2 separate regions of the Homo sapiens genome follow, and region 1 is linked to region 2. The links are chromatin contacts, found by Hi-C or POLR2A ChIA-PET in ENCODE. All regions are on one chromosome and are shown on one strand. The core of a region is the stretch at or near the end of the contact, and the rest is flanking DNA. Distances in the headings are between cores, read along the strand shown. Region 1 holds the start of NLGN4Y (neuroligin 4 Y-linked). Region 2 holds the start of TMSB4Y (thymosin beta 4 Y-linked).

What was found. Hi-C counts contacts between places; a loop is a spot of excess contacts on that map. ChIA-PET counts read pairs that join two places held with the same protein, here RNA polymerase II (POLR2A). Pooled maps may share reads with other maps.
Region 1: a loop to region 2 is called in a pooled map, with 5 times the contacts of the local background. The contact joins the promoter of NLGN4Y here to the promoter of TMSB4Y in region 2. A Hi-C loop is called at or near these places in 1 of 50 pooled maps. POLR2A ChIA-PET finds 5 or more read pairs at or near these places in 3 of 52 experiments (H1 and WTC11).

Annotation. Positions count from the first base shown.
Region 1 is chrY:14,522,423-14,528,072 of GRCh38, forward strand. It overlaps NLGN4Y (neuroligin 4 Y-linked), which reads left to right and starts at 2,107. Exons shown (of 7, transcript NM_001365588.1): 1 at 2,107-2,286.
Region 2 is chrY:13,701,575-13,707,071 of GRCh38, forward strand. TMSB4Y (thymosin beta 4 Y-linked) reads left to right here and starts at 2,325. Exons shown (of 2, transcript NM_004202.3): 1 at 2,325-2,861; 2 at 3,651-4,450. The coding sequence starts at 2,762. The coding sequence ends at 3,685.

The sequences.
Region 1 (5,650 bases), core at 857-3,356, 820 kb after region 2:
TTACAGCTGGTTTGCACTGGGATTAGTTGCTCTTTGCATGAGGTTGTAGCTGTGGACGTGGGTTTTGTAGCGATTGGGACGACTCTGGAGATCTATTGGCTGCTGGGTTTGTAAATTTCATTCATTTTGGTCCAATGGCAGAAGGAGAGCGCCGGAAGCAGAAGGACCTCTCTCCCCTAGCTCTCTTTTTCTTGCAGAGACATCTTTCTCCCATCTCTGTCTGTTAGTACAGAGCTCTTATTCAGCCACTAGCTCGGCCTTTCCTGCTTCAATTGTAATGCTTGTTCTGCCCGGGGACACACTATTGACAGCAGAAACAATGAATTTCCTCCAAACCCGGCAATGTTGGTGGCTCTTGCATTCCTCTGGATGAGCGAATCTAGTTGGGGGGTTCCCGAAGGGGAAGGCGCCTGGGCTTTCAATACATCCTCCTGAATCATACTGCGTTTCAGGTTCCTTAGAAAAATTTGGATGTGTAAAAAGAACTCTTAACGGCGATGCAGGTCTTCCACAGCTAAGGTAGGTGCAGTTTTAAGACGTGTCTTTCGCATATTATTATCCTTATTTTAAAAAGCCGTTTAAACAATTTGACTTGCAGTGGCTCTCCAGCAAAGGAGGGAAAGCCTCACTGGCGATATTTGAGCTTCATTTCATCTAATATTTATTTATTTTTTCCTTTTATTATTATTATTATTGGACAATTTGGGCTGGACTCTCTCCCATCTGTCTCGCTCCATTTCTTTGGTGTGGATGGGAATGTGGACATCGATGTATGGCTTTTACATGCAATCTCTCCACAGGAACATTTGGTTTTATTTTCACTTAAAAATAAAAATGCAGACCACCAATGTTGTTTGGAAGCATTTTGCTGCAATCAGCTGTTTGAACAGCTCTGGGGCCATGTGCGGTGTGTTTAAAAAGTAGCGCTGCCTTCCATACAAATTAAAGGAAGACTGTGGCGGGGAAAGGAGGGGAAAAATATATATATATATACACACAGACATATATATGCGTATGTGTGAGTTTGTGAGTGTACACATACACACACACATATATATATGTACACACACACACATACATGCAGTACAGGGGAAAAGGAGGGAAAAGGCCAGGGCTGGAGATGGCGAAAGCAGGAGGACTTCTGCAAACTGTGAGCATGGAAGGCTTTTCTTCTCTTTTCTCCCCACTCCAAAGCCCTCGTCTTCTTTAAGAAAACCACCACTGCCTGGGGTGCTTCTTTTGGGAGGCTGGGGTTGGGGGTTGGTGCCATTAACCAGAGAGAAAAGGGGAAATAAAGCTTGGTTGGGGTTGCATTATGAGATTTTTTTTTCCCTTCCTTCATCTCCTGGCCTCGGATAAGATAAGGCTTGGGGGATGCACGAAATAATCCAAGTGATTGATTAGACCTGGCATGGCTTGGTTGGGCTGGAGAAAGATCGGGGCGCGCTGGAAACCCCGCGTGAAGATGAAATGACTGTAGCTCCGTGCTGCTCCTCCAAACTCGGGAGCGGTATCCATGCACCCCTTTCCCGTGTGTGTGGGTTACGACGTGGGTGGGAGTGGTGAGGCAAGCCGCAAAAGTGGGGTAGAGCTGGTGGTTTTGCTTCTTCGGAAGCCTTTGAGTGTGGCCTGGACCTTAGATGGGGGTGCAGGGCGGTTTGCCGCTGCCACCCTCGGCACCATCTCTGAACTGCCCGCTTTTCCGGAGGAGCGGAAAAGTTGGAAGCCGAAAAGACAGGCGCCCGGAGCCCTGGTCTAGGTATCAGGTGATCCGGAGCCCTAGTCGGTGCCCACTAAGAACACCCCTTCTCCCATCGGGGGTTCGGAGGAGTGTTAAGCCTGCGGGTCTGCCAGTCCCTAAGGTAGGGATGGGGGAGGGGTCTGAGGAATCCGTTCCAATAGGCACACCATCCCCACAGCCCTAGAAAAGGCAACCACCACCCGCTCCTTCCTCCCGCACCATCCCATCTCAAGGCTCTCTGCTGACCCGGGCCGATTTCATCTGGTCTCTTCTCCCCCGCTTCCCACCTCCCAATTCCCGCGCAGCTCGGCTCCGTTCCCTCCCACTCCCCTAGGCGGAACTGAAAGCGAAGATCAGCCAAGAGCACAGTCGGAGGCGGCAGAGACGGTGGCGGGTGAGCTAGGGGCTGTGAGACGAAGCAGGGAGAGAGTGAACTTCAGCCCCGTCCCCTCCCCACTGCCACGGCTGGGGCAACCCAACCCGCGCCTGAAGCGGCTTGGCTTGACCTGCGGAAGCGCGGGCCGGGATGGCGTGGGGAGAGGGAGGTAGGTGCCACTGGGCTGCAGATGACGAGTGGGTTGGGGGCTTGCTGTGGGACAAGAGGTTCAGGTTCCGGCCTGCGCCTTCCACTCCGCGGTGGCGCTCTCTGCCTGCGGTTTTCCAGGAGGCCGATCTACCCCAGGGACACTCTCATCCTTCAGGCGGTCTCCTGGACGCCCTTTCCTCCCCTTGCCTCCCAGCCTGACCTGGCTCTTTCGCCCCTCGGAGAACCGGTAGGTTGGGGTCCCTCGGCGGGGGTCTAGTGAGCCGAGTCGCGAGCTTTGCGCCCCCGGTATCTAGGCCCCGTGCCGCGCGCAAATCCGGGCCCAGGCGTACAGTTCTGGAGCCTAGTCGCCGCCAGACACAGGGCCCTTTGTACCCGGAGGAGCGGGAGCGGGAGCGGGGGCGTCAGGGCAACCCTTGCACCCCAGAGGCCTGCCTAGGACCACCCTGGGAACAAATGTCTCGCTCGGAAAACGAGGTGAACCCGGAGGATGTCCTACGCATCATACCCCTCCCCTTCTTGAGAAGGCTTTTTCTTTTTTTCTTTTTTTTTCCCGGTTTCCTTTTCTCTGGCTTCTTCCACACCTTACCGCAGGTGTGGGCCTCTTTTCATGTATGTGCGGCTGCTATCTCGGGGATGCAGGGGAAGGCGGTGTAGGAGGCAGCGTGGAAGGGTACTAGGAGGTGGCGGCGGGATTTTGGGCCTGGTGATGTGCCCGAGCTTGCAGCTAGCTGGGGCACTGGGCCCCCAAGTCACGAATTCAGCCCAGGGCTTGGGCGAGACTGCCCGGAGCAAGGACGGAGGATCCAGATTTACCATTTGGACCCAAATTAAGAAATTTGGGGTGGGGGTTGGGTAGGGGTTTTGAAACTAAGCAGGTGACGTCCTTGCGAGCTGAATCCACAAGGTGGTAGTATGGCTTATATTATTTTTATTTTATTATTTTATTTTATTTTTCTATTGTTCATTTTTTTTGTGTGTGGGGAGTGGGGGATGTTTTTTTCTCTGTGTACTCCAATCTTATGCTTTTTGAAGGCATCCATTGCCCGTAGGGTTTACATAAGACCGCGTTGCATTATATTTTCTTAAAAGTGGGGTGGTGTGCATAAGCTTCCATTTCAGAATCAGTCGCTCCTGTGATGTGAGGGAGGCAAAAGCAAAGAAAAGGAAAAATAAACAAAATAAGAAGTTTAGGGAGACTTCATTATCCCCACGAAGCCGGAATTGCCAGTTTGTGTGGTCGTTCTGCGGGCAACATAGAAGTGCGTGTTTCAGAAATCCTTGGATAGCTTCTTTCTTCTCCAACTAGAAATTAAATGGCCAGGGTGCAAACACCTGACTTTGATGAAAACAAAGTGGCAGAAACTACAAGAGACCTGATTGCTTTCAATGAACGCACTGAGCCTTTTCCTAGAGGATGGCAGAGCTGGGAGAAATCAGATCTCAAAGAAATCTACAGTTTTGTGAGGGCAGATTTGGAGAGTGGAGAATTATTTCATACCTTTAGTTGGCCCTGGTGAAGATGTTAGCAGTAATCCATCAAATCCTTAGCATAGATTTTCCTGTGGAAATGAGCAAAATGTTAAGGGGTTGGGGGATGGCTATATAGGAATTTCATGGAGACCTCTGCAAGGATGTATTTTCTCAGATTAGAAATCCGGTATTTTATTACACAATGCAATGAATGCATTCTACACACACATGCATTCCATATTTCTGTATGTGTGTCTGTGTGTGTGTGTGTGTGTGTGTGTATGTAGTCTTTTTAAAGAGTATCTTTGACATGTAAAAACATAATCAGGGCCATTGTAGGAAGTGGAAAATTACTTCATCAGTTTTAAATCAGTGGATTAAAATCGGAGGCTTGATTTTGTGTGTGTGTGTGTGTGTAACACTAGAATGATAATTGCATATTCATAATAATGTTTGTGCTTGGATACCATTTTAAAGTTGCTTTGATGTTTTCTGCTCTGGTGAAAGAATTTTTCTTTTCTTTGTGTTTTATTTAAATAAACTAATGCTTCATATACAGTAGGCCCTAAAACCAGTAACCTAGCTGATTTTTACCCAAACCTAAGAATATAACAGATACTTGGTAAGGGACTAGTGGCTGCATAAGGTAGATAATTATGTTATCTTGATGCTGTAAAATTTACAAGCAGACTTGAAGGAATTTGAAAGTTCACAGTTTTGGGCCTGGAATGTAGACTAATGGTAAGCATACAGATTTGTTTTTAATTTGTGAATTTGGCTTTTTCATTTTTGTGTGTGTAGTAATTTGTGGAAAGCTTATAGTCTCTCCACAAAGACAGGAGCTTTTGACTGACTCGCCATCAGAGAATTGCTTTCACAAGTGCAGGGGTCTCTTTAAAATCTCTTTGGAATACTGTGCTTTTATTTCTACACCACAAAAAAGGATCTCACAAAAGTAAACATTCAAGTGCATGACCGAATGACCTTTTTTAAACATTCTTTCATTTTAATTGGTACTCCACACTTCAAACCTTTCCTAAAACTTTGAATATTGTCAATAATGCAAGTTGCTGAGCGAATATTGTGAATATTGCATTCAAATGAAGTAGCAATATAAAAATATTTTAAGTCATTTAATGTCCTCCTTCTGAAGACAGGCGTATGTGGTTAAAATATACTTAAATTCCAAATATGGTGAGAGCCGGTCTTAGGATGTGAATGTCAAGTTTAAGCAACACAATTTTAGTTTGTAAACCAGAATGTATTCTTTCTATACTACTTTCTGATTTTTAACAATATGTATTCTATTCCTAAATGGGAAAAATATGTTCAGTTGAGTTCAAATCCATTGCTGTTTTTTGTTTTTGTCTGAGTACTACACTTTTTCAGAGGAGAGTCTTCATCTCCTACTTAATTATGTGAATGGATTTTCAGACAGACTGTGCCTTCTGTATAGCCACCTTTTATTTCTTAAACCCCTGAGCTACAAGTTTTAAATCAAAGATACAGCTTTTGCCCAGTCATTTAGAGAAAGTGAGAATGGAAATTGAAGCCCAGGCCATTGAGGCAATTAGGTCATCTGCTGTGCCCTCTGCTACCATTCAGTCAATGAATATTTTACAGTTTCATCATTTTAATCTAAACAACCTACATTTGGACTTTGAAAGGCTCCACTGTTTTTTGTTAAGTGAATGGCAGTGTAGGAAACCCTTCCTCATTTTTCTTGGGGCAGAGTGGCACACATGAATGAGAAAAAAAGAAGGCGATACCTCCTAGCAGTTTGTCATTGTGACATTCATAGGCTTTGAATAAATGTGTAGATGAAAAGGCCTTCTCTCTGCAGGTGATTACATGAAATAAAAAATAAGTAAATAAAAGGCTCATAAAAACAC
Region 2 (5,497 bases), core at 1,075-3,574:
CCAGCAGAACATTACCTAGGGAACCAGATGGCACCTGCCTCTGCTCATCCCCACCTTCTTCCTCCCTAGGAAAAAGGAAGTCAAGCAATTGAAGAAACGGGGAAGTCTGTGACTCTAATCCCCAGCGACACAAAAACCTGTGCCATCAAAATAATTAGCAACGGATTTCTAAAAAACATTTGCTCAGGTTACAGAAAAAAAGAAATATTTTACACACTGCCTTGTCTCAGAAATAATCACAGTTAGGCCTCTTTGTAACCGGCGGGTCTTCCTTTCACACGCCATTTGCAGGCGCAGGACATGGTATTTGTAACTAATTTCCATTAGCAAGTGGGTCACTGGAATTCACAGTCAGGTGTCATTTTGAAAAGTGCTTCCCTCTACCCAAATCTTTTATATTTCCAGATGCAGTTGCACTTCGGAGATGTCCTAGTGCTGGAAGCACTCCCTTAAAAATATAGTTTGATTTTTGAATTTTATCTTATGATGTTAGAGGTAATGGGACTATAGTCTTTGGAATTCAACACAGTCCTTCTTAGCAATCACTCTGACAATTTATGAATATAAAAAACAAGAAGGAAAAGAATTTCCTCATTGTCAGGCAGTAAGTCAATGGCAGAGCTTCAAATTGACTTATTTTGCTAAGAGGGAGCTATAAACTCCAGACAAATTACTCTACACCCAGAGTGTAGAGTACAATATTACCCTACACTCAATATTACTGTTGAGTGCCTACAAAAATTATGCTAATGAAACAATATGGATGTTACAAGGCTGAAAGTTTCTCTTTTAAAATCACTGAGGGTTGCTTTACCTTCTGCCAAAGGCAAGAGGAACGCCAGTGAGGAAGAGGTCCGGGGTGGGGCGCATAGGCCTCCACTGGTCTGAAAGCTGAGTCACAGGAATGATATCCCTGTAGCTGACCAGGCACTCCAGGGAGGGACACCGCGCCTTTGCGTGCGTATGTCCTCAGTAGGTAAAGCCAGTTTCTCAGTAAAACAATGCCTGTTACCCTAGGTATTACTCCGACCCTTAAATAATATGCACCAGTCCGCAAGAGCAATTTTTACGCTCCTGTTGTAAAAGGGGAAAATGCGTTTTGAAGGAAGTGTTGGAAGGTGCTTTGCTCATTTTATCTTTCGCCATCGTTGTGGTTAGGGGGCAATGGTGCACCTAGGGTGGCGTTGGGGCTCCCCAACCGCCCGGCAGCTTTCAGACGCCCTTCCGAGACGTGGAGCGAAAGACTTAAGCGGGCCTGTGGGTGACATCAACTCATTTACATAGGAGGGCTATAAAGTAGCGCCTGCCCATCCCGTCCTGGCAACTCCGCGGTGGACACTGTGTAGACTAGATTTCACTCCCTTACGCGCCTGGCTTAGGTAAGCCCCAGGGCCCCTGCATCCTTACTCCTTCTACCCTCCCCTTCATGCCGCGCTTGCCCCTTCATTATTCGCGTCCCTGTGAAGACATCCCCTAAAGCCAAGCCGAGTGATTATCCCCGGGAAAGCTGCCTTGGGGAGGTGGGGATGCGAAACACCCTAGATGCTGGGTAATGCGGTGGGGAAATCGATGATTTAAGAACAAAGCAAATAAACCGGCGTTTATGTACTGCCGCTCGGAGGGTTCGTGTTAAAATTTCTTAGTGTGCCGAGGCGGGCGGATCACGAGGTCAGGAGATGAAGACCATCCCGGCTAAAACGGTGAAACCCCGTCTCTACTAAAAATACAAAAAATTAGCCGGGCGTAGTGGCGGGCGCCTGTAGTCCCAGCTACTTGGGAGGCTGAGGCAGGAGAATGGCGTGAACCCGGGAGGCGGAGCTTGCAGTGAGCCGAAATCCCGCCACTGCACTCCAGCCTGGGCGACAGAGCGAGTCTCCGTCTCAAAAAAAAAAAAAAAAAAAAAAAAAAAAAAAAAAAAAAAAAAAAAAAAAAAAAAAAATTTCTTAGTGTTTGCTCTCAAAGGTATTGTGCGTTGTCTTGGAGGCTGAGATGTGGGAACAGACAGATCCTTTGTTCTGAGGCTCACTCATCTCCCGAGCCCCGAGCCGTCTCCCAGCCTCAGACGGCTCTGCGGGCTGCATCTGTGCAGCCTGGCAGCGGCGGCGCTGCGCTGTGACATTTTCACAGCCCTTCTTGCAGAGGCATGTGTGCTAGGGATGCCGAAATGCCGAGAGCGCCGGCAGGACTAGCTTCCGGGCCGCGCTTTGTGTGCTGGGCTGCAGTGTGGCGCGGGCGAGGAAGCTGGTAGGGCGGTTGTCGCAAGCTCCAGCTGCAGCCTCCGCCTACGTGAGAAGACTAGAAAGCGGGCGCAGGACCAGGCCTGCGTTGTTTGCAGAGAGGCCGTGGCTACAAAATGGAAGTGCTTTTGCGACCTGGGCTCCATTTTAGGAATTCTTGCCCGATTTTAACCACTTGAACGCGGAAGTGGCTTTCCTATTCTCTTCCAAGCCAGCCTTTAATTTTAAACGCTGTAATTAACAGTTCACAGGGGTCAAATTCCTTTATTCCGGAACATTCCACTTTGAGAGGGATCTGTCCTCTTTGGTCCCCTGCGTTTTCAAATATTTGAGGAAAGGTGTCGCCTCTTTTTCTGTGGAAAGAGGAAGCTCATGAGCGCGAAACAGCAGGGGACGGAGGGCGAGAAGGGCTTTCTCAGGTTGCGGGTCGGAGGGCAGAAGCACAGTTCCCAGTACAGAGACCCGGACAGGTGGCTGTTTCTCACGCTCACTTTGGATTGCTCCCTACGGCTTCCTCCGCAGCCATGTCTGACAAACCTGGTATGGCTGAGATCGAGAAATTCGATAAGTCGAAACTGAAGAAGACAGAAACGCAAGAGAAGAATCCATTGTCTTCCAAAGAAAGTAAGCTCCGATCCTCCCCCATCTTTAGAAAGGCTGGAATGCGAGCGGGCGGTGGGAGGGCGGGAGACTGGGAGCTGCCACGGGAAGAATTCGGGAGGCAGGGGAGGGCGCTCAAGGAGCAGATAGTTGGTGAATGTGGCTTGCAAAGGTTAATTAAAAATCAGATAACTTTTAGTGCAGTAATCCCAACACTTCGGAAGACCAAGGCGGGGATCACCTGAGGTCAGGAGTTCGAAACCAGCCTGAGGAAACCTCGTCTCTACAAAAAATACAAAATTAACTTGGTTTGCTGGAGGGCGCCTGTAATCCCAGTTACTTGGGAGGCTGAGGCAGAAGCATTGCTTGAACCTGGGAGGGGAAGTTGCAGTGAGCCCAGATCCTGCCACTGCACTCTAGTATGGGTGACAGAGGGAGACTTCATCTCAACCAAAACAAAAACAAACAAAACAATAGGGCGATCCTTAAGGGGGAAGGTTGCATGAACACAGGGTTCATTAATTTAATAATGCAATATTTAATGCGCTATAATAATATACAAACACATTTATCACTGAAAATGTACGGCTATTTAATATACTCAATATACATTTTTTATTTGATTATGACATGCCTAGCTAGGTACACTTGCAGAACGTTTAGGATATGACAAGATGTTGCAAATGAAAGCCCCTTAATTCCATATTAGGCTGTACTGAAACCCCTTAATCATCCCATCCATATTAGGCTGTACTGAAACCCCTTAATCATCCCACTCCATCTTTTTCCTTTTCTGTTTTTTTCTGGTCGCAGCTATCGAACAGGAGAGGCAAGCAGGCGAATCTTAAACAGGCATGTGCCACCAATATCTACTGTACATTCTACAAGCATTGCTTTCTTATTTTACTTCTTTTACTTGTTTAACTTGGTTAGATGCAAACACGTTGGATGAGTTTGAAAGGACTATGCTGCCCTTTTGACATCAAAGACCTGCTGACAATGGAGGCCACGCCTGCTTCTCCCATCGCCTGTCTGGCTGGCAGGGAAGGAAAATAGCTTGAATGTTGGTGAAAGACTTAGCGGAGTGGGAGGGCAGTGAAATCTAGAGTAAAACCAAGTTGGGCCAAGTGTCCTGCAGAATCTAAAATGAAGTTTAATCAGCGTGCCATTTTTGTTGTTGTTTGAAAGATTTTAATTTTTGGAATGCACAGTTTTTATTTAAAAAAGACATTTTTAAACCACTGCTTGTGAGATTGCTTGTTGATTGGAAAGAGTGTTTTATTCACCATTTAAACGTTTGCAAAGTGGCGTGCCCCTTGGCCTCACAGGCAAAGAATAACTTAAAAGCTGACGATTTGAATAAATTATGTTACAGTATGAAATATGTTTTACCTGGATATGTAAAATACCTTCTTTATTCTAGCTAATTGGGAGATGATTTTTTTTGGCTAATTGAGATTACCTTTAGATTATGTTTTCAAAACTGGCTTATACTGTAATCTACAACTAATAAGCACTAATTTAGAGTTCAGCTATATTGTTGCATGTAGTGAGAAGGGACTTAATTACAAACTTAAGACGTAAGTGTGCAATAAAGTAAGCTAAGAAGAAAATATGCTTCTAAGACCTGTATTTACTTGGTTTATATTTTCCTTAGCTTTTTATGTAACGTTTTATCTGTGGTCACATTGACATGCTTGGGCTATCCCTACTCCTGGCTTCTGAGACCGGTGGGCAGGGTTCATGCATGCACTGTGCGCGTGCACTCTTCATTGTGGGCATGCACTGTGTACTCTTCCTTCTATTTCCCAAAGTGCCTCACATAGTAATGGACATACATGATGGCTTTAATATACACTTTGCCCCCGTAGTTGTTGGAGAGTTATTAAACATGCTTCTTTTGAGGTCCCTTTGAACACATGCATATCATGTGAAATAGTACAATATTAAATATATTTTTAAAATGTATTTACACAGGAATTTGCCACTGTTTTTGATTGTGCTGATTTGAATCAATACGTATAGTCAATTATATACTATTATATATTATTAGTCCAGAGCATTAGATCATTAGTTCATTCAGCCAGTATTTATTGAGTGCCTCCAACATGACAGGTGTCTTTTTTTTGAGACGGAGTTTTGCTCTGTCGCTTGGGCTAGAGTCTAGTGATGCGATCTCGGCTCACTGCAACCTCCGCCTCCCGGTTCAAGCAATTCTCCTGCTTCAGCCTCCTGAGTAACTGGGATTACAGGCTGCACCACCATGCTGGGCTAATTTTTGTATTTTTAGTAGAGAGAGGGTTTCACCACCTTGGCTAGACTGGTCTTGAACTCCTGACCTCAGGTGATCCACCTGCCTTGGCCACCCAAAGTGCTGGGATTACAGGCCTGAGCCACTTTGCCTGGCCCATGCCAGCTATTTTTATATGCCATAAGAAATACAGCCTTAACTAAAAAGATAGTATCTTACATTGTGTTTCCTTCATCAGCTAGAAGATGTCCTTTTCCTCTAAATCTGATTATGAACGTTTTTATATTTATTTTAGTTATTTATTTTTGTGAGATGGAGTCTTGCTCTGTCACCCAGGCTGGAGTGCAGTGGTGCGATCTTGGCTCATTCCAAGCTCCGTCTACCTGTTCAAACTATTCTCTTGCTTCAG